Regions from separate parts of the Mus musculus genome. Here all the other regions are linked to region 3. A link is a loop called in an ENCODE intact Hi-C map of the cell type or tissue named here. Cell type or tissue: heart. All regions are shown on one strand. Links, peaks and the distances in the headings refer to the core of each region. The heading gives the core; the rest is flanking DNA.

What was found. Peaks named below come from ENCODE experiments on the same cell type or tissue, not always from the same donor. Only the 100,000 strongest peaks of a DNase experiment are listed, where the experiment ranks them.
Region 1: a loop joins it to region 3, with 2.3 times the contacts of the local background. A loop is called at or near these places in 9 of 42 quality-filtered maps.
Region 2: a loop joins it to region 3, with 3 times the contacts of the local background. A loop is called at or near these places in 8 of 42 quality-filtered maps.

What each region holds. Positions count from the first base shown.
Region 1 is chr2:102,182,048-102,190,511 of GRCm38, forward strand. Ldlrad3 (low density lipoprotein receptor class A domain containing 3) reads right to left here and starts at 4,413. Exons shown (of 6, transcript NM_178886.3): 1 at 4,233-4,413. The coding sequence starts at 4,278. In heart, for the core only: no CTCF peak of the experiment used is centred there; DNase peaks (open chromatin) are centred at 3,674 and 4,274; H3K4me3 peaks cover 2,020 bases; H3K27ac peaks cover 1,480 bases.
Region 2 is chr2:102,286,147-102,294,610 of GRCm38, forward strand. No RefSeq gene overlaps it. Among named protein-coding and RNA genes, the nearest start is that of Gm34268, 43 kb to the left of the region's middle. In heart, for the core only: a CTCF peak has its summit at 4,098 (motif pointing left); a DNase peak (open chromatin) is centred at 5,495.
Region 3 is chr2:102,449,263-102,457,726 of GRCm38, forward strand. It overlaps Fjx1 (four jointed box 1), which reads right to left and starts at 2,530. Exons shown (of 1, transcript NM_010218.2): 1 at 104-2,530. The coding sequence starts at 2,326. The coding sequence ends at 974. In heart, for the core only: CTCF peaks have their summits at 1,076, 2,061, 4,316 (motif pointing left) and 4,521; DNase peaks (open chromatin) are centred at 1,109, 2,709 and 2,979; H3K4me3 peaks cover 2,807 bases; H3K27ac peaks cover 2,612 bases; H3K27me3 peaks cover 3,053 bases.

The sequences.
Region 1 (8,464 bases), core at 181-8,180, 270 kb before region 3:
CAAAGATCTTTAGGGTGGGCAGGAACAATGCTCAACAGGAAGAGCTGGAAGGCTGGCACCCAGCTAACTACACGGGAGCGTTTCAAGTTGGTAGGAACCAGAGAGATGACCGATTATTACCATACATGGGGCAGTCTATACAACAAACGACTAATTCACTCTAAAATGTCAGTGGCTCTAAAGGCCAAGAAACCCTAGACTAGACTAACCTCACTCCTGGAAGCAGCAATGGGAACCTGCACAGTCCTAATTTTCTTCAATGAGCAGTTACAGCAACTCTAGAGTCTTCTCATTCTGGTGAGCAATATTAAACACCTAGCAAATGATATGACCAGCAAATGTTGCAATTTCAAAGTACATGGGCCACCCTCCCAGCAAAAAGAATAGAGAATTCTCTCCTTAGCAGCCGAGAGAGTAGATTATTCACAGTCATTCCAATGCAAGAAAGGTGCAGCCTTTAAAACACTTTGTTGGTCACTGGGTAGAAGACATCTCAAAGAAAGAGAGGAAAGATAAAGGAAGGAAGGAAGGAAGGAAGGAAGGAAGGAAGGAAGGAAGGAAGGAAGGAAGGGAGGGAGGGAGGGAGGGAGGGAGGGAGGGAACTCAACAGCCATAAGCATATTTGTCCCTGAAAGTATCCCATAATTAATACAACTCCAACCCTCTAAGATGTGTACATAGCACATCTTCTCATTTACATTTATACAAAATGATAAACATATAAGAAAAGTTAGAAACACAAATATAAAGCCCGACCAGTAAGCACCCTAAGGTTGGTACTACTGAGATCAGCAGTAGTGTCTGGCCTAGAGTGTCTTCTTGTCAAGATTCTCACCTTCATGCATGGGAGAGGTGAGGTTACTGAGACTACCCTACATCTCCACATAAAGACTGAGATTTATTGGAACTATTCTCCATGAACACTTGTGAGCTCTTCAGGGACCACTGAGTTCTGGGTGTTATCCATAAAATGAACAGATTTGAAGAAGTAAACGGCGGCCATGGGCAAACTCTGCGGTGGTTGTTTTAAAATCACAAAAGTCTCTGGCAGAACAGACCCGGTAGCAATTTCCATCAAGCCGGTATTAGCAAGAGAAGCCAGGAAAGGGTTCTGAGAAAAGCCTGGGTTAGAATCTAGGTTCCATTGACACCACGGTGCCCTGGAGAGCCATCAGTCTCTTGGGAACCACGGAATGACATGCTGCCTGCTCCTTGCTACCTGAGCTCTGGAAAAAGTGGAGAAGGTCAGCTGTTTTCAGTGGCAAGATGGACATCTCAAGTAGTGACTTGGGTCACACATCCTGGAGTCCCCTAACCTCCCTATGCAAAAGGACAAGGCTTTTTTATACAGTATCATCAAATCGCATAATTTCCTGATCCAAAATTCTCAACTGTTTCAGAACTGTTGGACTTAAGAATGCCCCACTTAGCCACGGGCACTTCCCTAGCTAGAGTGAAGCCCTCCTTTATTCCCAACATCACAGGAATAGGGTGGGTGGGTCCTGTAATCTCAGTACTTGAGCAAGTTTCAGGAAGATAGCCTCAACTACATATCTAGCTCAAGGATAATAGTTAGAGGCCAGCCTGGGTTACAGAAACTCTTCATCAATAAACCAAAACAGAAACAGCAACAGCCAAACAGCGGTGGCAACACACAAGCCCACTACTAACTTAACCCTGCATAGGGTAGGGTTTAAGACCAGGAATTAACCAACTTGCCATCTACCATTCAAATCTCCATCTGCTTCCTCCTCCACAGAAATTAAATGCTCGATCTAGTGGGCTATCAGGAAAACCAAAAACCAAAACAAAAGCCACCTCACACCCCAGGAGGGAGCCCCAAAGACAATCCTTTGAAGATGAAAAGGAACAAGGTGTGTTTATTTGTACTTCTGAGCAGTCTCATCTACCCCGTTGGGTGGGGCTAGGCTAGGCTAGGCTAGGCTAGACTACTTGCAACTACTCAACTAGTTAAAAAAAAATAAACAAAACCCACCCACAGCTCAGGCCGAGAAGCAGATTCTTCAAGAAGAAAGGTTAATAGGCACACTGCTTCTAGTAGGAGGAAGGGAAACCAAGCCTCTTCCCTGAGATGTTCAGGGGTCTTACCAAAAGCTAGCCAGAGAAGGAGAGGATGCAGCAACCAACCACTCATTTTCACACCCGCTTTAGAATTATCTAAAGACTCACACACTTAAGCCCACCACGTGCAGCATCCAGGTGCCAGAAAATGGGGCATCAGACAACGTGATGTAACTCTGAAGTGATCTGCGCTGCCAGACAGGATACATGAGAAAATAGTAACAGCCACAATCTTAAAGGCCCAAGTCTTGGACTTAATACTCAACTCAGAGCCCAGGTTTCCTCTACAGGAAACCTTCCAAAGTCCTGGGCTCTACAACCTCTCTGGTATTAGCAACTTCTCAGGGAAGGATTGAGGACTAGGAAGGGAGATGTTGGCTCAACAACCAACCCTTGTTTCCTACAACACTTGGTTCAAGACATAGTTCACACTTAAAAGATGATCCTTAGTGTAACAGGGAAAGGCTTCAAGCCACCTAAAGGTCCTAAAGCAAGTTCAGTAATCCAAAGCCACAGCTAACTTCAGCCAAGGAACACTGGCGGTCCCTCCCCTACCCCAACTATGGCTCACGGTGACTACTGCACTTCCTTGCTCTATGGTATACGTCCACAGGCATATTAAATAACCATTGCTGAAAGGGAGAAACATATAATTTTTTGTGAACTCAACTCATGCGACCCAGTACAACAAGAAGATGTGATAATTAGTGTCCACTGGTCCTAAGCAGAGAACACACAGAGGAGCCAGCTGGGGTGTTACCAAGGGACATGCCATTGCTATGTGAATTAAATGTGTGAATCCGGGCAGATCTTCATGTCTGAGATGCCCTGGAACTGAGCCTGCTCTAACAACCTCCAAATAACTTGCACCTGCTTATAGCTGCCTAATTCACTTTGCCCTCCCTTCCTTCTCCACAACCCCCTCCCCCCAATCCCCATAACTCCAGACAAACAGAACACAAACCCTCAGTCTTGGTTTTAAAAAAAACCTACAGCAGCCACAGGAGCCTAACCCCTCACTGGAAACTGAGCAAGCCCACAAGACATTTAAATGGAGTCTCAGAGGAGTGGGGATGATGGGGGAGGGGGAGGTCCCGCTGGCCAGTCATTTGAGAGGATGCACAGGACTTGCAACTTCTAGGAAGGGAGGGTTGCTGGACATCTGCAAGGGGTAGCTCAGAAAGGTTTTGACTTCCCTCACAACAAACACAACGCAGCAGCCAAGTTTTCTGGAAGTATTTGGAAAAATCCGACATAAATTAGACGTGTGAATGATACGGCCACAGAGCATGAAATCTTCAGTAAAGAAAGTTCTGTGAGCATCAGCTGCCCAGAAATAAGCATCAGGGGCCAAGGGCGGGCAGAGCTGTGGAGGGGCTGCTGACAGCTGTGGCCAGCGGGCAGAGGCAGAGGGGAAGGGCTCCAAGCTGGAATTCGGAGCGTGCCCACATCAGCAGAAAAGTTCCTGGGAACAGCACTCTGTCTGGGAGGGACCCTGCGGGTCTCAGGATGCACGCGCTCTGAGATGCAGGGACCAACGGCCGTTAGAGGAAGCCCCGGTCCTCTTTTCCTTCCCTGCTCCCTGAAGGTTAAGGCATCTTCGACAGACGACAGAAGTAAAAGATCTGCTCCCAGGATGAACGAATGATTTCCATGTCCATTCCCTACTGCATCTCGCTATTCCCAAACCAGACACGGTCCAGGGAAGAAGAGAAAGGAAGCTGGGATGCAGATGCGGGGAGAGCGTAGATGGGAAACTGAGGCAGAAAAGTGTATGTTAAAGGCTGAGGGAATCCGGGAAGACCCGAAATCAAGAGTGGAGTCCTCTCCTTTCCCTCCTCGGTTCCCAGCACACAGAGCCACACTCGAACTACGCCCAATCCGGGCGGCCGCCCGGCTCTAGGGAGCCGGCGCCGCACAAAGCTCCGCCCGCGCACACACACGACAACAGCACCCGGTGCGCCGGCCCACACAATAGCGCGGCGCGCGCCCCGCCGCGGCCCCTCGCGGGGTCCCGGCCAGCCCGGCGCCGAGGTCCGCCCTTCGCGCACACCCACGCCCGCAGCCCAGGCCCGCGCGCGGAGCAGGGACGATCGAGGCAGCCCCCGCGCCCGGCGCTCGGTGAAGCGCGTCACGCGCCCCCCACTCACCCGCAGTGCTGCTCAGCAGCAGGCACAGCGGCCCCAGCAGCCACATGGCGCGGCCGCCGCTCCGCTGCCCAGCGACGTTGCTGCCCCGCGGCCTCGGTCAGACCCCGCCTCTCGGCGCCGGCCACGCCCTCTCGCCGGCCCAGCCACGCCCCCGCCCTCCCAGGCCAGAGAGCTCAGCCAAGTTCTGCACGCTCACAGTTGAATGTGGCCGCCTGAGCTCTCCTCCACGGTCCAGGTTACAAAGGTCCGGCGGATCCAGTTTTTGCTGCCTCAGGGGTCAAATTGCGAGGAATTCTTAACTGCCCCGGCTCTTCTCTCGGCCGGTTTCCCTTTCTTCCTGCATCCTGCGGGGATGAGAGAGTCACCATCTCCCCAGAGCCTAGATGGAAGAAAAAAGTTTGAAGAACCGGTTCTTAGGAGAAAACTTTTTTTCATTGTTGACAGTGAAATACGACCGTTGCTTCTCAAACTCCAAAATGTATCAGGCAGGCTTGGCGACCCCGTTATAAAGCTCACTTCCACTCAACAGGTCTGCATTTCTAATAAACTGGGGGGGGTGATTCTCAGGATGGTAGTTCCTGGAGCCACTGGAGGAGCAGAGAAGACATTTCATCCTGAGATCTAAGAACACTGAGGAGAGTTTTAAATCCCCAAAACTTTATGCATTTTCCATTGTTTGGGCATTATACACTGTTTTTTAAGGAAAGCCTATTATCATGGAGCTGAGGAAATGACTTAGCAGTTGAGAGCAATTGACCTTCTCTGGTTAGACCTTCAAATGAGCCCCCAGCCCCAGAGGAAGCCATGATTGCCTTAAGTCCATGTGCTCCTCTAAGCTGCATCTAGGTTACTAACCAAAAGACTGAGTGCATTCACTGGGTTATTGCTTTCACCAAAAAGTCTTTTGTTACAAGGCGATAACATTACTATTCATGGCATTACAGCAAACACTGACCAGAACAGCTGAATCTCACTTAGCATCCTCCAGAAAGCTGCAGGAGGATGGCACTAGTCTGCTTCAGGCATGGCACTCTCATGGTCACACTTTACCTTTACAACAACCTCTGAAGACAGACAGTAATGTTTCTGTGACACAAATGAAGTCTCTGAGGCTCAAAAAAAAGAAAAAAAAAAAAAGAAAAGAAAGGAAGGAAGGAAGGGAAAACATTCTCAACAGCCACACATCGTTACTTACCACCGTGAACAAGCCCAGTTCAGAAGACCATAAGACACAGAACTTATCTGCAGCTTCAAAGATGATGTGGCCACTGGATCTGAGCTATGATCATGGAAATGCTCAATAAACAAAAGTTAATTTCAGCGTTTAATACAATTCTACTCCCAGGAAAAGATTTCTGGGTTGCAGCTCCCACTCCCCAAAGCCACTGAGCCTGAGAGTTTTCCCTGCTGGAAATTAAAGTCATTCTTTAGCTGTTGCTGAGTGTGTGTGTGTGTGTGTGTGTGTGTGGTGCATGCATGTGGGTATGTGAGCGTAGTGTGGTGTGCGAGTGTATGTGTGTGAGTGTGTGTGTAAGTATGTGTGTGTGAGAGAATGTGTGTAAGCATGTGTGTATTGTGAGAGAGAGAGAGAGTGTGTGTGCATGTGTGTGTGGAGAGAGAGTGAGAAAACACATGTGTTTAAATTGTCAAGCTAACACTGCTGGGAAATGACTTCTTGTAATTCACATTTAATGTAGTCATAGGATTTCAGGAGAGAAATTGTCTTATGTCTGTTAACAAATATTTTGCACTATCCAAAATGATAGAAATTTTACCTTCCACTTTTTAAAAAATTATATATTTATATATATATATATACATACATACATGTGTATATATATTGTATTATATCTATATATGTGCGTGTATGTATATATATGTATATATGTATATATATATCTTCAGACACACCAGAAGAGGGCATCAGATCCCATTACAGATGATAGGGAGCCACATGTGGTTGCTGGGAACTGATCTCAGGACCTCTGAAAGAGCAGTCAGTGCTCTTATCTGATGAGCCATCTCTCCACCCCAGCCCCTTACCCTTCCCTTTGTATGACTCGAAATTTGTTATTTATTTTATATTGCTCCTTGAATGAAGTTGTATGTCCCCTTAACAATGTAATTTCTCACACCTGTGGCCAGTCCTGAAACCAAAGAACAAGTACAGGAGTAGGGGCAGTAACCTGCAGTTTATCAAGAGAATAACCCCTTGCACAGTTTTGTCATAGATATATTTCTACTTTTTCTTTCCTTAGGAGTTTAGGGATTCATTATGAGTGCAGGGTATAGTAAAGGTTTCTATTGCTGGGTTAAATCTCATGACGAAAAGCAGCTTAGGGAGGGAAAGATTTACTTCCGTTTGGTCATCTTGATCACAGCCCATCATGAAGGGGCAGGAGCTGAAGCAGAGGCCTTGGTGGATCTCTGCTCGTGCTTGCCTCCTCCTCGTGGCTTGCTCAGAGCTTCTTTACAGCTCAGGACCACTTGCCTGGAAGTGGCATGCCACACACCCACACCTCACAGCATCGACTACCCACATCAAGTAATCAAAAGCAAAATGGCACTACAGACTTGCCTACAGCAATCTGAAGGAGGCATTCTCTCAACAGAGAGTCCCTCTTCCAAATGACTCTTGCTTGTGTCTAGTTGACATAAAACTAACCAATAGTGTATATCCCACCCATCAGCAATGGACAAGAGAGCATTGTCTTTGAACTTTACAGACCTCCAGTGTAGAATATGGTACCCTTAAGCTAAGCTTCATTTGATTGCAATAAGCACTTGTATTGTGGTTACTCTGAATGGCTGGCGCTTTAAACATAATATGCAAAGTAGATTTTAAAGACTGAGTACCAAAAAGAACAGGAAAAGGCAATAATTTTACTTTGATCACATGGTAAAATTTAATATTAAAACATATAGGCCTTTCATCACTTTATTTAAATGCAGCTAAGTTGACAAGACGGCTCAGCTGATAAAGGCACTGGCTGCCAAGCATCATGACCTAACTTCAGTCCCCAAGCCCCTCCTGGTAAAAGGAGAGAACTAGCTCTGTGGGTTGTTCCCTGATCTCACGTGTGGAATGTGGTGTGCGTGTGCTTGCGTGTGTGTGTGCGTGCGTGCGTGTGTGTGCGTGTGTGTTTGTGTGCATATGCATGTGTGTGTGCATGTGTGTGTGTGTGTGTTTGTGTGCATATGCATGTATGTGTGCTGTGTGTGTACATACATAATGTTTTAAAAGTGTAACTACTAGAAAACTTTAAATCTCACTCTGTGGCTTATGTGCAGGCCTCACAATGCATTTCTCTGGAACAGGGCTGATGTAATGCTTTTATTTCCCATGTCAGCACATGACCCCTTTGGGTTCCTTGTTTTGTAGCCGAATGGGTCCTCTTGAAGGTCACTGAATTAAAGAACTTGCCCCCGCCCGGTTTCTCCATCTCACTAATTCTGCCTCCAAGACCTCTTGACCTACTATTACAGACATCAAAGTCCACTGACATGAAAGTGATTTTAATGTCATAATTTCTGTATTACAAACACCCCCACAGGGTCAGGAAGCAGAGGAAGGATAAAATGAATTGAGAAGAAAGGAACCATCTTTTTCAACCACAAGAACATTTTGCACTTGAATTCAAAAAAAAAAAAAAAAAACCACAAAATTGAATGCCCTCTCCTTTTCAGTGGGGATGTTTATGAAGTAATTAGCTAACAAACCAGAAGTCACATGAGAGCCCCAGTTAGTGACAAATGGCAGGGAACGCATTCTGCATGCCCAGTGCTGTTTCTCTTCTGCAGGTAACAAACTCATTCATAAGCAAACACGTACAGTCAGCCTTAAAGAGAAGCCTCCTGAAAACACTGTGGAAGGAGAGTAGATTTATATTTTTAATCTGACATTATTGGAGCATTTCTCCAGAACTATGAAAACCCCACTTTAATAATTTAAATTGTTTTTCTCAGTATTGTTCAGTCTACTTCTTTTAAACACCTCTTCATTTTGAGCTAAATTCTTTGGGCTTGATTGATTTTTGCGTTTAAAAGCTTAATTTCAGGTGCTGTTTGATCGCTTAATCTAGGATTGATGCTGCGTGGCTGGTAGTTCAATTGTGGAGGAGGAAGGAGACTTTCGTTGGTGGTGGGTTTTTTGGGAGGGTTGTTTGTTGTTTTTGTTGTTGTTGTTGCTTGCCAAGCTTTTGGCAAATTGCCATGCCCAGTGTGGAAGAAAA
Region 2 (8,464 bases), core at 317-8,316, 160 kb before region 3:
TCATCAAAATTAAAATATTACTTAGAACATGTATAAGTCACTTGTCTTGCTGCTGTGACAAATGCCTTGTCAACTTGTACAAGTTGTAACAAAACAACTCAAGGGAGAGAGGGTTTATCTTGACTCACAGTTCAGGGTCCTGTCCATGATGGAGGGAAGTCTCGTGGCACAGGCCTGCAATGGCTGGTCACACAGCTGCCACAGTAGGAAACAGAGTGCTGAATTCTTAGTGCTCAGCCAACTTTCTCCTTTTTAAACAGCCCAGGAGCCCCCAGCCCATGAAATGGTACTTCCCACATTTACAGTATATCTTCCCATTTCAATTAACCTAACTAATATGCTAAATATGAGGTCAAGCTAGATCCTGGCAAGTTGATAAGATTAACCATTGTAGTGAGAGAGACTTGTAATCAGGTGAGACTTTGCTGACTGGGATCGACTACATTGTTGGGAAATCCATTTGAGCAGAAGGTATTCTTACAGCTGAAGGAAATCCATCCACCCATTCAGTCATTCTACAGGCAATTACCAGATGTCTCTCATGGGCCAGCACAATAGTGGGTGCTGTGATGATGTAGAACCGAGACTAACTACATCCTTTTCCTCATGGGGATCCCAGGCCAGCTAGCAACTGATAGGCTACTGGATAGCCACGAAGAAAGGGTGCACATTTCAGGGAGGTCACAACAGCCAAGATCTGGTATGTAAACTAGTGTGCTTAGGACTAGGGAGAGACTGGTTTGGCTCACAGAGCACAGGGAGGGACAAAGGAATACAGAAGGAATCTCCAGGAAGGAAGGAAGGAAGGAAGGATGGAAGGAAGGAAGGAAGGGAGGTAGGGAGGGAGGGAGGGAGGGAGGGAGGGAGGGAGGAAGGAAGGATCCTCTGATGTTCAGAGTTAAACACTTGGAAGGTCTAAGGGTCAATGACAACAGTTAAATGTTAAAACTCCCAAGAATGATACAAACTTGATATTGTTGGCAAAACTAGGGCACCAATGATGAGTTCTAAAGTTCACCCAAGGGCTTGGTATGTGTTATAGATCTAGGGCATTTCCTGGACAGAGCTGGAAACTCATCTAGAGGTTAGCTTTGGAGAATGGAAAAAACTTCAGAGATTATAGCTTTCTATGACTATAAAAAATAACTGAGACAGTCATCTTATAAAGAGAAAAGATCTATTCTGGCTTGCAGTTTTGGAGGCTACAGTCCATGAATGGTTGTTTTAGGACCTAGGGTGAGGCAGCATATCTCGGTCTGAAAGTACAGCAGAACAAAACTGCTTATCTCATGGACAGGAGCAAAACAATACAGGGCTAGGGTCTCACCATCCTATTTATGGATGTACCTCCAATGACCTAAGGCCCTCCCCTACAGCCCCACCTCCTACAGGCTCCACTGATTCCCAGGAATGCTACTCTGCGGTCAGCCTTTAACACATGGACCTTTGTAGAACACTTAAGATCCAAAAGGCATTCCATCGGTGGAACTTGCCTGACATGGGCAGAGCAGGTGGAAAGCAGAAGGCTGGCTTTAGATAGGACAGTCTATTGAGTGACCTGTGTAAAGACAGAGCTACAGAACAGAGCAAGCTGTAGTCCCTTCCTCTCCAGACAAGGGTGAGATCAGTGAGGCGAAGAACACATGAAGTTTGGGAGGCAAACAGATCTGGTACAGTTATTTATGGGTTATTTGTTGTAGACTTTCTTCTGCTTTGGTTTCTTTGTTTGCAGATAGCTTCAGCCAGACTTCTCCAGCAGAGCTGCTGCGAGGGTTGGAGCTGGGGAACTTTGCACACAGATAGATGTACAGCTTTTTCCTTTGCAGCTATGGGGAGCACTTCCTTTTGAGGTGGCAAGGTGAAAGGCAGGTACTGTTTGGGGAAAGGAGAAAACTGGACCCTATCAGAGCTTTTTGGATGTGTGAGATTTTTCTCACAGGCCACATACTTACCTCTAGAAGAGCTATTCATGATAAAAGAGGCAAGATTTCCCCAAGACCAGTCAGGCAAGCCTCTGGAGCTAGGGAGTCAGGCTGTCGAGGTTATCAAAGTCCCTAGCAGGATGCTACCTGAACCCAGTACCTGAAGGAGGAGGAGCAGGCACCTGCCAAGCACCCCAAAGTGACTGTTCAGAGATCTTTTACAATATACTGGTGCATAGTTGATTCTCTGCCTTAAAGGATTAACACTGGGGTTTTGGCAGATCATCACAACCAGGTCTGGTGTGTGAGTAGCCATAGCCAGCCAGGTTCAAGGTGCCTTTCCTTAATCCTATCTAGTGCCAATAAACCTCTAATAAAAAGAGGAGGAGAGAATGAAGTGAGGTGTTTAAGGCAACATGAGCAGGTCAGAGTGGCTGGTATCAAAATCATAGAGTCATCTACAAAATTCGTTTGAATTCATATTGCATTTGACTTGAGCCTGTAACATGAATCTCTGATTCTCCTGGGTGTAATGCCAAGCTCCATTTCATTTAGTACCCACAACCACCCTGGATCCTAACATCGAAGGCAGGGAGTCCTGAAGGCTCCTTTGACAGCTAGAGGATATCTATAGTCAGTGCCCACAATGAGCGGGTACGTGGTAGGGGAACCATGAGAACCTGGGCCAGCTGGCCTTCATCTCATCTTATCTAGAAGCAGCAGCACCTCATTCTTTAGGTTGTACTGATGAAGTTTGGTTTTCCCTGGGAGACAAGGATAGGGAGAGCTTTTGGATGTGGGTAGATTGGATCCTTGCCACTTTCTGCGATCTCCCCAAAGAGCAGAGTGGAGAGTGTGGTTATGTGGAGAGAAGGGGTGAACACTTAACAACAGTCAGGCACGCTACAATTTAAAGAGACGACAGCCTTGCTGTTTAGCATGGCAACAAGATATAAATAGGTGCTAATAAGTAAAATCAGGCTAATTGCTGAAAAAGTACAACTCATAATAAGCCTGCTTTACATAATGTTTGCACACTCTAAAATCATTTAATACCTATGGACTTTTATCTTATCAGCATAGAAAATTGCCAACTTTGCCACTATTAGTGGTGGGATTCAGGCAACTCTCTTCATTTGCCTGAGGCTCAATTTCATTGGCCATAAAATGAGACTAATAATTAACTTCTTATAAAAATGGACCTGATGAGGTAATGCGTAGGAAGGGCCTTTAAAAACTGGGAAGCACTGTACTGAGCTGTTTAGCAGTAATTGTTATAATAATTGTGCACAGCAAGTATATATTTCAGGGGGTGAAAATGGTTGAGAATGTAGTTTGAAAATCAACATTCAGGGTGCTCCAAAGGGCATGGGGCAAGGTTACTAGGTAAAATGCTCGCAGTACAAGCAGGAAGACTAGAGATTGACCATCAGCATCCATGCGAAGATTTAGAAAACACCAGGGGTGTGCACATACAATTCCAGCCCTGGGGGTAGGGCCCCTTGAGGGTGCTGGCCAGCTAGTCTAGCAGAACCTTTGAGCCCCAAATTCAGTGGGAGACTCTGTTTCCAGAAAACAAGGTCAAGGAATTGTGAGAAAGACACAGACATCAACCTCTGTCTTACATGTTCATTGTGAGCACTTCCCCTAAGAATAATCTAGAATAACTATATACTAAACTCCTGTTTTTTTTTTTTTTGTTTTTTTTTTTGTTTGTTTTTTTTTTTGTTTTTTTTTTTTTTTGCTTGTTTTTTTTAAAGTGGAGTCTATAAATTAGAGGCATCTAAATCTTATTTTTTTTTTTTTTGCACACTGTCCTCTGGAATAAAATAAGATCCACATCACCTTTGGTCCTTTGGTATCTCCAGAAAACAACTTGTTTCTGAAAGAAACCTGGATGGTTCAAGCTCGTAGGTTAAGGTAGGTCTCCTTATGAATATATCTTCTGGGTTAAAAAAAAATAAAAAAAAGAAAAGAAAAACCAACTAGAATAAAACAAGCACTTCATTGTGGATAAAAACAATTATGATCTGTGGGTTGTACTGAACTATTCAAAATCTGACATACATATACTCACTATTAATATCCAGGAGTTCGACTCTGTGAAGCCAGGCTCATTAGTTCCCCATTCAAGTTCATGTTTTGACTAAAAGCTACCAATGGCAGACCCCTGCTGGCCCAGAATGGTACTGTATAGGGTAACACTCCAATTCCTATTAATGGATATATTGCCTAGAGATGAAAGAGCTGAGGTGTCAGATGTTCGGGGTTCCCCCTGACTCTTTCTATGCGTGAATACCTGTGGGAAATGTTGGGTATTTTCCTCAATTGTTCATTTTGGAAAAAAAATTAATCGTTGTATGTGTACGTGTGTGTGGTGAGTGTATTTGCGTGTATTACATGCATAAGCCTGTAGCTTTCAGAGGAAGCAGTTGGATCCCAGAAGTTACAGGATCCTGGGAATGAAACCCGTGTCTTCCACAAGAGTGTTCTTACCATGGAGCCCTCTCTGCAGCCTCACCTTTTTTGACACTGAGTCTTTCCACTAAATATAAAAGCTTGTTCTATCAGCTAGGCTGACTGGTGAAAGAGGTTCAGGGATTGATCGTCCTGTCGCTGCTCCCTTCCAGTGCTGGAGTTACACAGATGAGTGACCGTGCTCAACATTTTACCTGGGTACTTGGGATGCACACTTGGTCCTAGACTTGCATGACAAGCACTTTAATCACTGGGCCATCTTGCCAGCACTACCTCTATTTCTAAGGCTGGGATTTTCTACAATGGAGGAGGGTTCTTTAAGGGGAATCATGGATCCCAGTCTCCTAGTAGGGTAGTTTGAGCTTGGATTTCTGTCCTCACAGTTTATGCTCTGTTGCTAACAATAGCTTATAGGTAGTGAGTGCTAAGGGTGTTCATACTCATTGTTCAGTACATATTCTAACCCCATCAGGCACAGCTTTCTCTCTCAAATGCACAGAAGGGGACTATGGAGGGTCAAGGGCAAATGCAGTGTTCAAGGACACATGTAAAGGGGGTCAAAATAGGAACCAGAGTCTGCAGGATAAGGGATACCCAGGACTGCAATTCTTTTTCTTCTTAGAATCACTATTTCCTCCTCTTTCATGAAACTGGAATAAAATGAGATCCACTTCTATGAGGATCCTGAGGAAAGGAAGCACAAGAAGAACCCAGAAACTTCTCAGGCTGGATGCCCCCCACCCCATGATGCAAACTGGAGGGTGCAGTACTAGTTTGTAATGAGTTGACAGTATAGGCAGACAACAGTACCTGTGTCCATGTCCAATCTTGGTGTTGTCTATAATTGACAGAAAACAAAGCCTGAAGAACAGACCAAAAGCAGGAGGAGCAGGCTGGAGGGAGGGTACATGACCTACCCCATCTCTGCTTGAGACATCACAGATGACCTCTTGTGCCCCTCACAGTAGAACAGGCTATGGAGGTTTGCCAATGACCAGAAGTCAGGATCTTCGCCTCACTTAGTGTACCATGACCCAGGGTATCTTTTGCCTCTTACCCTTGCTCTTTCTCTCTGCAGGGCTTGTGTCTCTGGTTTGGCTTGAATGACACAAACCCAGTCTTCATAAGAAAACTCAATCATCATTTCATTACAATCCCAGAGAATGTTCCATGATTACACAATGGCAAGCTGTGATTGCCAATCCAGACAAGGAAGTGATTTTCAGAAGTGTTGTTGGCCAAGTCAGCAGGCAGTGGAAACCCACCCTGGCATTCTGCAGTGTTCTTCCATATGGTGAACTCTTAAGATTCATAGCCAGTTTCCTGTGGAGACCTATTTCCATCATTATCATTCCTATGCAAAAAACTCTTGCACGTGTCAAAGTTTTAAAGAGGTTTAAGTATTTGATTTTAATCTTATTTTGGTTTTTTGAGACAGGGTTTCTCTGTGTGAAGCTCTGGCTGTCTTGGAACCTGCTCTGTAGAGCAGACTGACCTCAAACTCACAGAGATCCACCTGCCTCTTCCTCCTAAGTGCTGGGATTAAAAACATGGGACTGCCCAGCAAGAATTTGTTTTTAATATTTTAAATTATGTTTGTTTTTTCATGTGGTATGTATGAATCCTACTTGAAGCCCTAAGTGTTAGGTTTCCTGGACACACAGCTCAGTTTTCTGAGGGTACAGGGAATAAACAGCAGAACACAATGTGCCCTTAATCACTGAGTCATTGTTCCAGCTCAGATAATCACATTTCCAGGAATACAATTGGCTATTGTTGATTTTTCTCTTCCAAAATACTTGCTTCGATACCTCAGTAATAATTTACTATAGTAATGCTATTATCCATAACTATCCAATCAACCTAGTAGTTCATTTAACCTCTGTAGACTCTGCTTGAAGTGTCTTGATTTTTTTCTGTCTCAGCTTTGAAAAGCATCATAAAATGAAGTGGAGCTCCAATTTCAGGCCACATGTACTGCATAGTACTAAAACTAAGTCCCCATGTGCTCCTGCACAAATACGAATACAAACATAAATATACACATTCATACATACGTATACAAATTAAAACTTCAAACCCCTTGAGAGGTATGACCCCGCACAACTGAACATCACACCATCAACAGCTCCGCCCATGTATGCCTATCATTCAGAACTACAAAGGTTAATGTCCTGGAGACAAAGGGGAGGAGGAGTCCAATCATATGGGTGAGAGAAAGGGAGTAGAGAAAGACAGCTGTATCTGCAAGTGGGGCTATTTATTCTTTACCATTGTTAAATCCTCCTGTAAAATTCCAGGGGGTCTAATAATCTCTTAAGAAAATTCCACTCTTGTGTCTCCTTTTACATGGAAGTGCATGAACTCTGTACCAGACATCCTATTACTACATGGGGGGGGGGGAGTAGTGACCTGAGGGGGGGGGGGAGGTCACACACATTTCTAAAGGAATGGTGCCCTACCTGAAACACACACACACACACACACACACACACACACACACACTATATGATTTGTCTCTTGGGATAAAAGAAAGGTGGTGCAAACACTTCACTTAAGTTATAATGAGGTGGCAAAAATTACTTCCAAGAATGCCTTTCAGGGAAACAGTTGTATGAGATTGCAAGAAATACTTTGAGAGCTATTTGGAAGAGGGTGGGGTGAGACCCCAGGAGGGATAGGCTGGACTAACAACAGATGGCTGCTAAATGGTCTTCTAAGAAGAGGTTAGAGCTTTTTGTTGAGTGTGGGATGCAGGTGCAGCATAGCTCCAGCAACACACACCCCAGCTCTTCATGCTGCCTCCACCCTCTCCTTTAAATAACTGTTGATCTAATATTGAAAGAACAGCAGCTCGCAGGGGCACAGAGGCATTTTTCTTCCTCATGTGCACATATTTCCCTCTGGTGTTGAGTGCACACACTCTCCAGCACTTCCCACCCACATGCTGCTGCCTGTCACACCAAAACTTGTGTTGGAAGGTTCTCCTGTGGTCTCAAGGGTAACATAATAGTGAAGACATGAAAATAGTTAATGGCCAATTCTGTTAGAAGCAAGACAAAAACAATTCCTTCTCTTCTTTCTTGTGCTATTGGGTCTGAATCGAAGCAAGGCATTGCACATGCTGGGCAAACAACCACTGTGCCCGAGGAGAGTGCCAAACTCTCATCTTTGGTAAGTTTACACTTGGGCTTCTAGTTCAGAACATGAATGTAAACTCAAATTGGGGTAAAGGAAGCCTGCTGGGAATATCCGTAAGGTAGAGCCCTTAAACAGGCCCTGCGGCTCTTAGTTGACATAGAGTAAGAACCCTAGCTGAAGCCTGGGTAACATTTACTAAGATTCTACAATTGCAGAGCTGGAAGAAAATGGAAAATCTCCATCTTAGAGGGCTCTACCTTTATTTTAGGAGTATGTAGAAAGACATGGCTGCTAGAGATTGCACAGTCTCTTGGTGGGAGAGTAGGGATGGGAGTTAGGTTTCTCAACTCTCTTCGTTGTTATTCTAGGACAAACAGGTGTCTATTGGTAGTACCACCTGTTTTAGACATCGTGTCTTCAAGTTCTCAGCATTATGATATAACATGTAGAGAAAGAGAATATATTCACAAAATGTCTGCATAGCTACATCAGGTGAGCAATTTTGTTAGCACTGGTAACACAGCAGCCAGGAATAGGGACAGCTATGAAGAATAAACAAACACACTGTAATCTGAAGTCCTTGCAACAGGTGTAACAGCCTGAAGGAGGATCTAAAGGCTGTGTGGGCTAGTGTAAGGACACAGTCCATGCACAGCATCTGTTAGTTATCAAAAGCTACCATTTTTTTTAAAAGGCTTGTTTCCTTCCAAAGTTAGGAGAAGACATAGTAATAGAACCAAGACTGTTTACTTCTGAAACCCAGGCTCAGGAGCAAGTCTCACTTCATGTTCCAAAGGCAGAAGACACATGCTAATTCTTCCTAGAGACATCACAGTAGCATTGAGCAGTAATTCCTGCTAACTGTCCTCTCCTCCGCAATCCCCCAAAAAGCTAGGTCTCAATTCTGTTTTTTATTTTATCCC
Region 3 (8,464 bases), core at 369-8,368:
TGCATCCTCTGTTTTACAAAGCACACCCACTCGCCAGAGAAAACTCAACCCCATTCCAAAAGGAGATGAGACCAGAGCCCTCAATCAAATCAAACCTCATGAATTAAGTTCTAAATTTTAAACTCCCTTTTATTGAAATATAAGTTTGTTTAGTCTATTTACAGCACAATTTATGCACATATATACACACAGAAGGCAAATTCTGTCAAATAAAAAAGTTTTCTTACTAAAAAATTAAAATTAAAAAAAGTAAAGTGCATGAAACTGATTTTTTTCCCCCTCTGGTGAACATCATCATTGTCAATTTTGGTCAATTGGGAGACGCAGGAAGAAATTCATTATTGACTCTGCTTATAACTAGTCCTGAATTCATAGCCTTCAGGCCAAAATGATAGGAGTTCAGGAATGGGTGAGACAAACTGTCAGGGTCTGGAGGGCTCCCAGGGGCGGGGAAGTCTTGCTCTCTTTGTCCTATCCAGAGCTGTCCCTCAGCTTGGAACAGTTATCTCACCATCGCGCGCCGGAACAAAGGGCGAACACAGGAAGGGGGTTTCACCAGCCCTTGTCACAGCCTGCTCTGGGGCCACCAGCGCTGTGTTTAGTAGGAAATAGAGGAATTAGCTCAAACGGAAGTTTTCCTTTTTGGGAAGGGGTGGAGGGGGCGACAAAAATGGACTGCATCTCCCAAAGAGACTGCCATTCCCGGGCCAAACCCCAGCAGCCAGTTTCTTCGGATCCAATCTCCACACAAGCACAGAACTCTTTTTATAAGCTAGGTGGAGGGAATGTTACACTTCTCGCCTCGGTGAGTTTGCCCTTCCAGAACTTGGAAAGGAAACAGCCTGGCATGAAAAGAAAGGGGCAAGTGGGTAACACACAATTTTTTTTTTTAGACAGCTTGGCGATCAGACCATTGGGTGGGCGTTGGCTGGTTGGTCGTTGCCCGTGGCAGAGAAGACAGCCCTAACCCCCATCATTCATACCCCAGTCCCTCTCTTCCTCGGAGTGTTATTAAGTCCCCGGGCCGGCGGCCGTACTTGGCCTTGCAGTGCAAAATGTGTTTGGCGAGGAAGTCAAGGCGGCGCTGTAGCAGCTGAGCGTGGGGTTCTGAGAGCTCCGCCAGCTCTGGGAAACGCGGTTCGTGGCGACTGTAGAGGCGCAGCAACCGGGCCGCCGCGTCCTGACCCCGGTGCAGCTCCAAGACGCGCCTAGCAGTCCGCTCTCGGAATACACACACCGACTGTAGCAGCGGTTCGTTATACTTGTCCCACATGCCGGCTACCCGGTAGCCGTGCACCAAGCCCGCCTCATTGTCCAGAAAGACCAACGCCCCTCCTGGTCCTCGGTGCAGGTTGCTCGTAGCGCGGTGCATAACGCGTGGGTCCCACTGTAAGCTGAAGAGGTTGCTCACAAGCCGGTCAAAGTTGGCCGTCAGGTAATCGAAGAGGATCAGATCGGTCCATTGTACCAAGTCCACCAGCTCCGCCTGGCTGAGGTTGGTCAGCTCGCCCCCGGCGTCGCGCAGGGGCCGCAGACGGCCGTCCTCTGATCGCCAGGGCTCGGGCACCACCACGTCGGTGAGGTTAGGCAGCCAGCGCGTCAGGCTCACCACGCTGCCCTCGGTCCAGTGCGCGGTGCGCAGCTCCTCCTGCACCTGCACCCACTGCGCGCCCCGAGCCTCCACCCGAGCCAGTGCCAGCGGCGGCACGTGGCGCTGGAGGCCCAGCAGGCGCGCAAGGTAGTAGGACAGGGCCTCGCCCTGTATCTGCTCTGGGTTGATGCCGTAGCGTACACAGGCACGGGTGCCGTCGGCAAAGCGGGCTAGGCGGTTGGAACTGCGTCCGCAGCCCCCGCGATCCAGAGCCACCACCCGAGCACCCCGTGCCACCTCCAGCCACGCTGCTGCTTGGGCTTCGGAAAAGCCCCGGGGAACCTGCTCCTCCAGGCCGCGGCTCCAGAAGACGCCCCCGTGCACCGCCCTGCGCTCCTCTGGCCAGGACAGCCCGGAGGGCTCGTGCCGCCCGCGGTCGTCCTGGTGCCTCCTAGGCGGGTTATCCGCGCCGGCCGCCAGGGTGAGCAGCGCCCGGAAAGTTTTCAGGGAGCCGCCGCGGGCGTCCCATACTAGGGGCGGGGGCAGAGGGAATCGCGGCTCGGGCGCGGGGCCGCCACTCTGGATCGGATGCGGAGGGAGTCGATCTTCGGGCGGCCGGGAGGCTGGCAGCTCGGTCCGCGGTGGCAGGAGTCCTCCCCACAGCGTCAGCAGCGAGCTCAAAGCCAGCAGCCAGAGCCCCGCGGCGGCGGCGGCGCCCCGCATCTTCCTCCCCATGCTCCTGCCGGCGCGCCGGTGCCACCGCCGCCGCTTCAAGCCAAGCCCGGGCGCCCGGGTGCGGGCGGCGAGGCGGGCCCGGCTGCTAGCTGGCTCCGGGGCTTCGGGTGCCGGAGCCCCATCGCGGCCGCGGAGCGCTGCGGGGCTCTGGCCAGCGCTCTGCCCCGGCGCTGGGAACTCGCCTCCCCGTGGCTTCCCAGCAGCTTTTGTATTTCGCTGTGAGACCCTCCGGCGGGCGCGATTCACAGGCGCCCGGACCACGTGGGAGCGAGGGGGATCCCCCTCCCCCTCCTCTGCCGCCTCTCCCCGCCCCCCACTCCCCCGCCCCTTCCCTTCCTCTTCCCCTTAAAGCGGCAACCGATCCTTCCAGGAGCGAGAGGTGGCCCCACGTTCTGTCCCGGACTTCGGGGCGGGGAGGAGGCTGAACTGAGGGCGTCCGTGCGGGGGCGTCGGAGCGGGGGCGGGGGCAGAGACCAATTGTAGGGCTTGGGAGTAGCGGCGTGTCCGGTGCTCTTGTTGGGAGTGGGATGATCCCCTTGTACCCTCCTTTGGACTGTGTCTGATCTGAAAACTTCAGACAGCCCCCCACCGCAGTACAGGCAGGGGTCAGGGTGAGTCCTTTTGCTACCTCACTTGGTGTGATTCACGCTGGCTTATGTAAATTCCCCGGAAAGTCTCGAGCCCTAGAGGATGTGACTCCAGCTGGGAGAGGAACCATCTGTAGCCAATGACTTTGAACCCATAACCTCTCTCCAGATGCAAGCTCCCCGGTATGGATCATTGCAGGCTTGAGAGCAATGAGGTTAACTTCTGTGACTTTTCTCAGGGATGCTTGGAATTAAACCTTGCTGTGCAAGTTGGACAGCCAAGTCAGGTCCCCTGGTCGCATGCCACTTGGCTTTCCCATTTTAAAGAAAGTTCAATATGTAGAGATAGGGATATCTAGATAGATATAAACACTTATTGTCAACATTCTCACCTTGTTTTTAAGTTGTCATTTAGTCAGTCACTTTATTCCCAATTATAAATTTCTCCCAAACAAAGGAAAATAAACAATTGTTTTACTAGTTTAGTGTAAAGGAAAAAGGACTAGTGGGAAGTGGGGCAGTGAAGAAAAAAACAAACCAACACATTATAAAAACTGATGCATCTTCCTCCAGACTTTCTTGGATTTAATTTACCAGCAAATCTCTTGGAAACAAACTGAATCTTTCCTTTCCCTTCTTGTATCCCATATTTCAAACTGGAGATTCTTAGTCATAAGATCAGAGCCGTGAGGGGTCCTGAGAGCCAGAGCTGGCACTGCCAGGGAACTGTCCCAGGACAGTACGTATGCTAAGCAGGTTCTCTTCTGACTCCTCCCCGAGTCCTACAGCCAGAGTTTAAAATCGGTTTCTTTCACATTGTGTGTGTGTATGTGTGTGTGTGTGTGTGTGTGTTTCCTTTCCCTATATTCCTCTCCTGGGAACACATGCGAGGTTTCAGCTGGGCTACATCTGCCTGTGCTGTGTATATTTATTCTGGAGTTATAGGGTAGACAATGTAAAATGTTTGTGACAGAGTAGATACATTAACCTTCCAAAACATGGCTGACCCAAGGCATACACCTTCCTGGGTTTCTTTCCCACTGGTACCTTGTGTGCCACCTGAAAGTGTGGGGTCTTTCTTAAATGTGTTCCCAACCACGGGGCTTCTTGTAGTGCTTATCTGATAAAAGGATTACAGTGCCTTCCATATGGATCCAGTACAATATATTAATTCATTAAAAAGTTTTTTTTTCTTGCCTCATGCAAGCTTCCCCCTGTCTTTCCCTAGAGAGCAGGGACTGTCTCTTATCAAATTTTTATTTCATATACCAGCTAATATAGTATATTACATGAAATAAGAACTGGATTCATTGAATTTAATTTTTGTCTTTTGATGTAACTTTTAGGTGTTTTTTTCCCCCTGCATTGAGTTTAGTGTGGGCAAACTGTAAGCAAGATCTCCACCTTGTGGGCATAATCAGAATATCCTCTAATTAGAGAACTACATTTTATAGTGGTGATTAAGTTAAACTCAGAACACTAAATGCCACCGTGGGCCAAGTTATGTCCCGAGGGCAGCGGGGCAATTCACAGTGCTTGGTGACTCTGTGGTTTTGGCTCTTGGCAGAATCTGTGACTGTGTAGTGCCTAGTGACCCACTATGGTACCCTGCATGGGGAGTTCTCTTGCCCACTGTGTAACAGTGGCCAGGGCACAAAGCCTGGCACTGAGCGCATATTCAGCAATGATGCAATGATTCACCTAGAACGAGATGAAGCTTTTCAAGTAGCATCATCACGTTTGTTTGTTTGTTTAAATATCTCACTGCTACAGGATACAAAGAAACTTTTCTCTCAAGTTCTTAAAAGGAAAAAATAATATTGGTGAGGGACTGAATGTGAGGGGAGCAAGATTATTAGTCTGGGAAAGTCCACTTTAATACCAGCCACTCCAAGTTCCAGACTCTCACAGTCACACTAAGGGTACTGATGAAAGGAGGCGTGAAGAGCCAGGCTAAGATCTCATGTCTCAGATGATGAGTGGACTTCATGTTTGAGCCCCAGAACCAGACTTAGCCCTAGGCCCGAGTGTACTCATGACCAGGATGAGATGTATGAAGCGCTTTAACAGTCAAAATGCAGAACTGCAGAAAACAGAGGGATAAGCTAGAGAAAGCAAGCACACACACACACACACACACACACACACACACACACACACACACACAAACACACCCTGCAGAGTGGTATGCCGTTTGAGTTATAGCAATGTTTGATTATTTTAGACAGTGTTTATAGAACCTGCCTCTGCTTTCCTGCTAGCTGACTGCCCTTGTAGCTCCTTAGATTTGAAGCCTGAAGACAGCAAGCACCCCTGCATTCTCTGGGGCTCTGAGATGGGGAAACATCATCTCTTTAGACCTTCAGCAGTTGCGTAGGGATCCCCAAATAAGAACCTATTTTCTCTTTTAAGAATCTCTTAGTACTCCTTAAGCTTAGACCTCCAATATATTCACAGTTGCCTGAAGTCCTGTGTGAACAATGGTCAGGCTCACAGAACCACACTTTCTGGGCAACTTAGGAAAGGTGGCACGAGCGCTGGGAGCCAAGAGTGAGGCTCGAGGTTGAAAGGCTTTCCATTTTCTGACTTGTTCCTTGGGCTAGTTTTTATCTCCCATGCATTTCAATTTCTCAACTTGAGAAATGAGGATAATAAATCGCGCCAAACTTACAGGTTGTTATGCAGCTCAGGTGAAATATTAACGGTAACCATAACAACAGCATTAGCAGACTCTTACTAAGTCCTTACTTCTTCTGGGCGTGGTGTGGGACTCAGCCCAGTATGGGCTTTATTAATCCATGTAGCCCTCCAAGCAAATATTATCCTTGTCTCACCATTAGAGATGGCAAGACAGAAGCATAACCAGAAAGTTACTGGCCTGATGTCACATGGCTGCCAAGTGACAGAGTTAAGGCTCTGGCACCTTTTGTGCATTATAAATGGTAGAGGCAATGTTAAGTATAAAGATGGTTGCATTAAATCAAAGATTCAACTCAAATTAAGCTTTCCTTGAAGCATGCTTTAGGGTTCCTAGTGAGTGAAATGGTGATGGGCTCTCTCTGTAGTCCTGGCCGTAGGCAGACACTCATCATGTGCTTGGCTCTAGTGAACCTCCAGGCAGCTTTAGGCAACCCATTCCTTGCTGCATCTCCACCTGGCCTCCTTCATTCTGATTTTTGCTGAGTTACATACTCTTCTCAAAGACAGAGATGCCCAAGTGCACTTTTTTTTTTGATATTTCTACAAAAGTAAGAGAAAATGTGTTGGTGCCCACAAGTCAACCCCTCCTTCCAGGAGATGGAAGCAAGATTGTAAGTTTAAGGCCAGCCTGAGTTAAATGGTGAGACCCTGTCTTAATAATAAAGCAAGACACTCCAAAATAAACAGAAAGAAGAGAGGGAAAAGAGGGTCCTTGAAGTTTACTCTGATCCCAAAGTGATTCCATGACTCCAATGTTGGCCAATACTACTGACCTTGCCCAGCTTTCTAACTCGCAGCTACAATTCCATTGTTTGTGCTGTTATGAGCTGGGTGGCTGTGTTCCCTCCAGGCTTAAGTATTGAATTCTCAACCCTAATGCCACTGTATTAGCTGCAGGGCCCTCTGGAAAGTGACTGGATCATAAAAGTCATGATCTCCTCGTGAATAGGATTAATGTCTTTGTAAAAGAGACTCCACATCTCGTGCTCTTTTGGTCATACAAAGACCCAGGCAGAAAATTACTGGGTATGAACCTGTAGGAGCGCCTTCAGAAGACACGAACTCTCGTGCGCCGTGCTCTTGGGCTCCTCAGGGTTCAGAACTGTGATGAATATGATTTGCTCTTTGAGCTACATAGGCTGTGATACTCTGTTGTAACAGCTCAAATTAAGACAGTCTTTAGTCTCCATGTTCTTTCCTAGGTGGACACAATACCTTTGTGTTTGGGGGTTGCTCTCCCTGTCTTGGTCTTGCTATATGACCATGATGTGTGTCTTTCAAGAATCACTTAGCTGTGGCTGGAGAGATAGTCTGTGAAAGTCACTTAAAAGTCAGGAATGGTGGCATGTGCCTTTAAACTTTTATTTCATGGAGACTGGAAGGTTTGGGCCTCACTGAGAAGCCAGCCTAGTCAAAATGACAAACTACAGGATAAATGAGAGGGCTTATCTGGGAAATAAAGTGGAGAAGGATAGAAGACAGCAACCTGTACTTCCTACACACACACACACACACACACACACACACACACACACACATTGCTTAGCCAATCCCATTCTCATGTGTGTGGCTGTCATAGGCAGTCCTTATCCAGAAGGATTATCTCCCAAGCTCTCCAGAGGATGCTTGAGGCCTTGCTGTGTAGTATTGAATCCCCCACTTCCCTTTACTTCCATGTATGCTCGGTTGGATCGCCACACAGTTTACCCATTTTTATGCCCTGGTACCTCCTCAGTATTTACTGATTTACTCACGAGCTTTGGGATCCTCATTAAGAAAGAGTATCACACTTCTGTGGTGGTCAATCTGGTAATAGAAGGGTTGTGTCAAGTGGGCAGCATATACTGCATGGGTAACCTGGGCTAAAGGATAAGTCATATCCAGCACTGGAGAATTTGTAAAGCTCACCACCATGATGTTCTGCTTAACTGTAGTCCTGACATCAATGGAGTCAAAGATGATTGTCTGAACCCCGTAAAACTGTGAGCTAAAAGAACGCTTCCCTCTGCTGCTCAAATGGTTCCCTCAGATACTTGGGTCACAGCCTTGGGAAAGTAACTACTTCAGATGGCATGATTCAGATGTGGATGGGAGCCCTGCAAATCAGGCATCCTGGAGGGGAAAGGTGACTCAAGTCCACACCTTTTAGCAGAGGAGAAAGATGGAAGGAACCTGAGTTCCTGGTTTCCATTTGCCTCCGTTCACTGACACATGGCCACTCTTCCCGGAACTTCCCTGCGAATTCACTTTGAATTGGCATTGTTTATAAGTTGGAGTTCCTCTAGGCCATGTGCCCTTGCAGGAGCGCATGGGAGCTAGAGAGGGGACAGGCATGGAAGCATCTTAATCACAGACAGACTGCTGGGGTGGCTGTGCTTTTGTTCTTTGGGGACACAGCCAGGCTGTCTTGTATGCAAAAGCTGTCCCACCTAAGGAAAATCACCTTCCCTCTCTGGGCTTGTTAACTCATCCGTGAAGAGAAGATAACAATTCAGTGTTTCATTACTGTGTAGATGAGATGTGCCTTCCACATTTAGTAATTGCTCAATAAATTTTTATTGCCTGCTATCACAATCTTGGGACTTTATTTAGAAAGAACATTGGAGCACAGAACAGGGAACAACTGATCTTGCCAGGGAAGTCCAGGAAGGCTTCCCCGAGGAGGCAGATGCTAAGATGGGCCAGTCTTGAAGGACACGTTAAGACTTATGCATCCCAGTTTGAGGGGTAATGGGCAACAGAGAGGACAGCAGGTGAGCACAGCAGCCAGGCTCCCACGATTTCATCACCACACCTTTCAGGTGAGTGAGTGAATTTGTTTAATCCTCTTGTGAAGCCTGGCGTGAGGCTC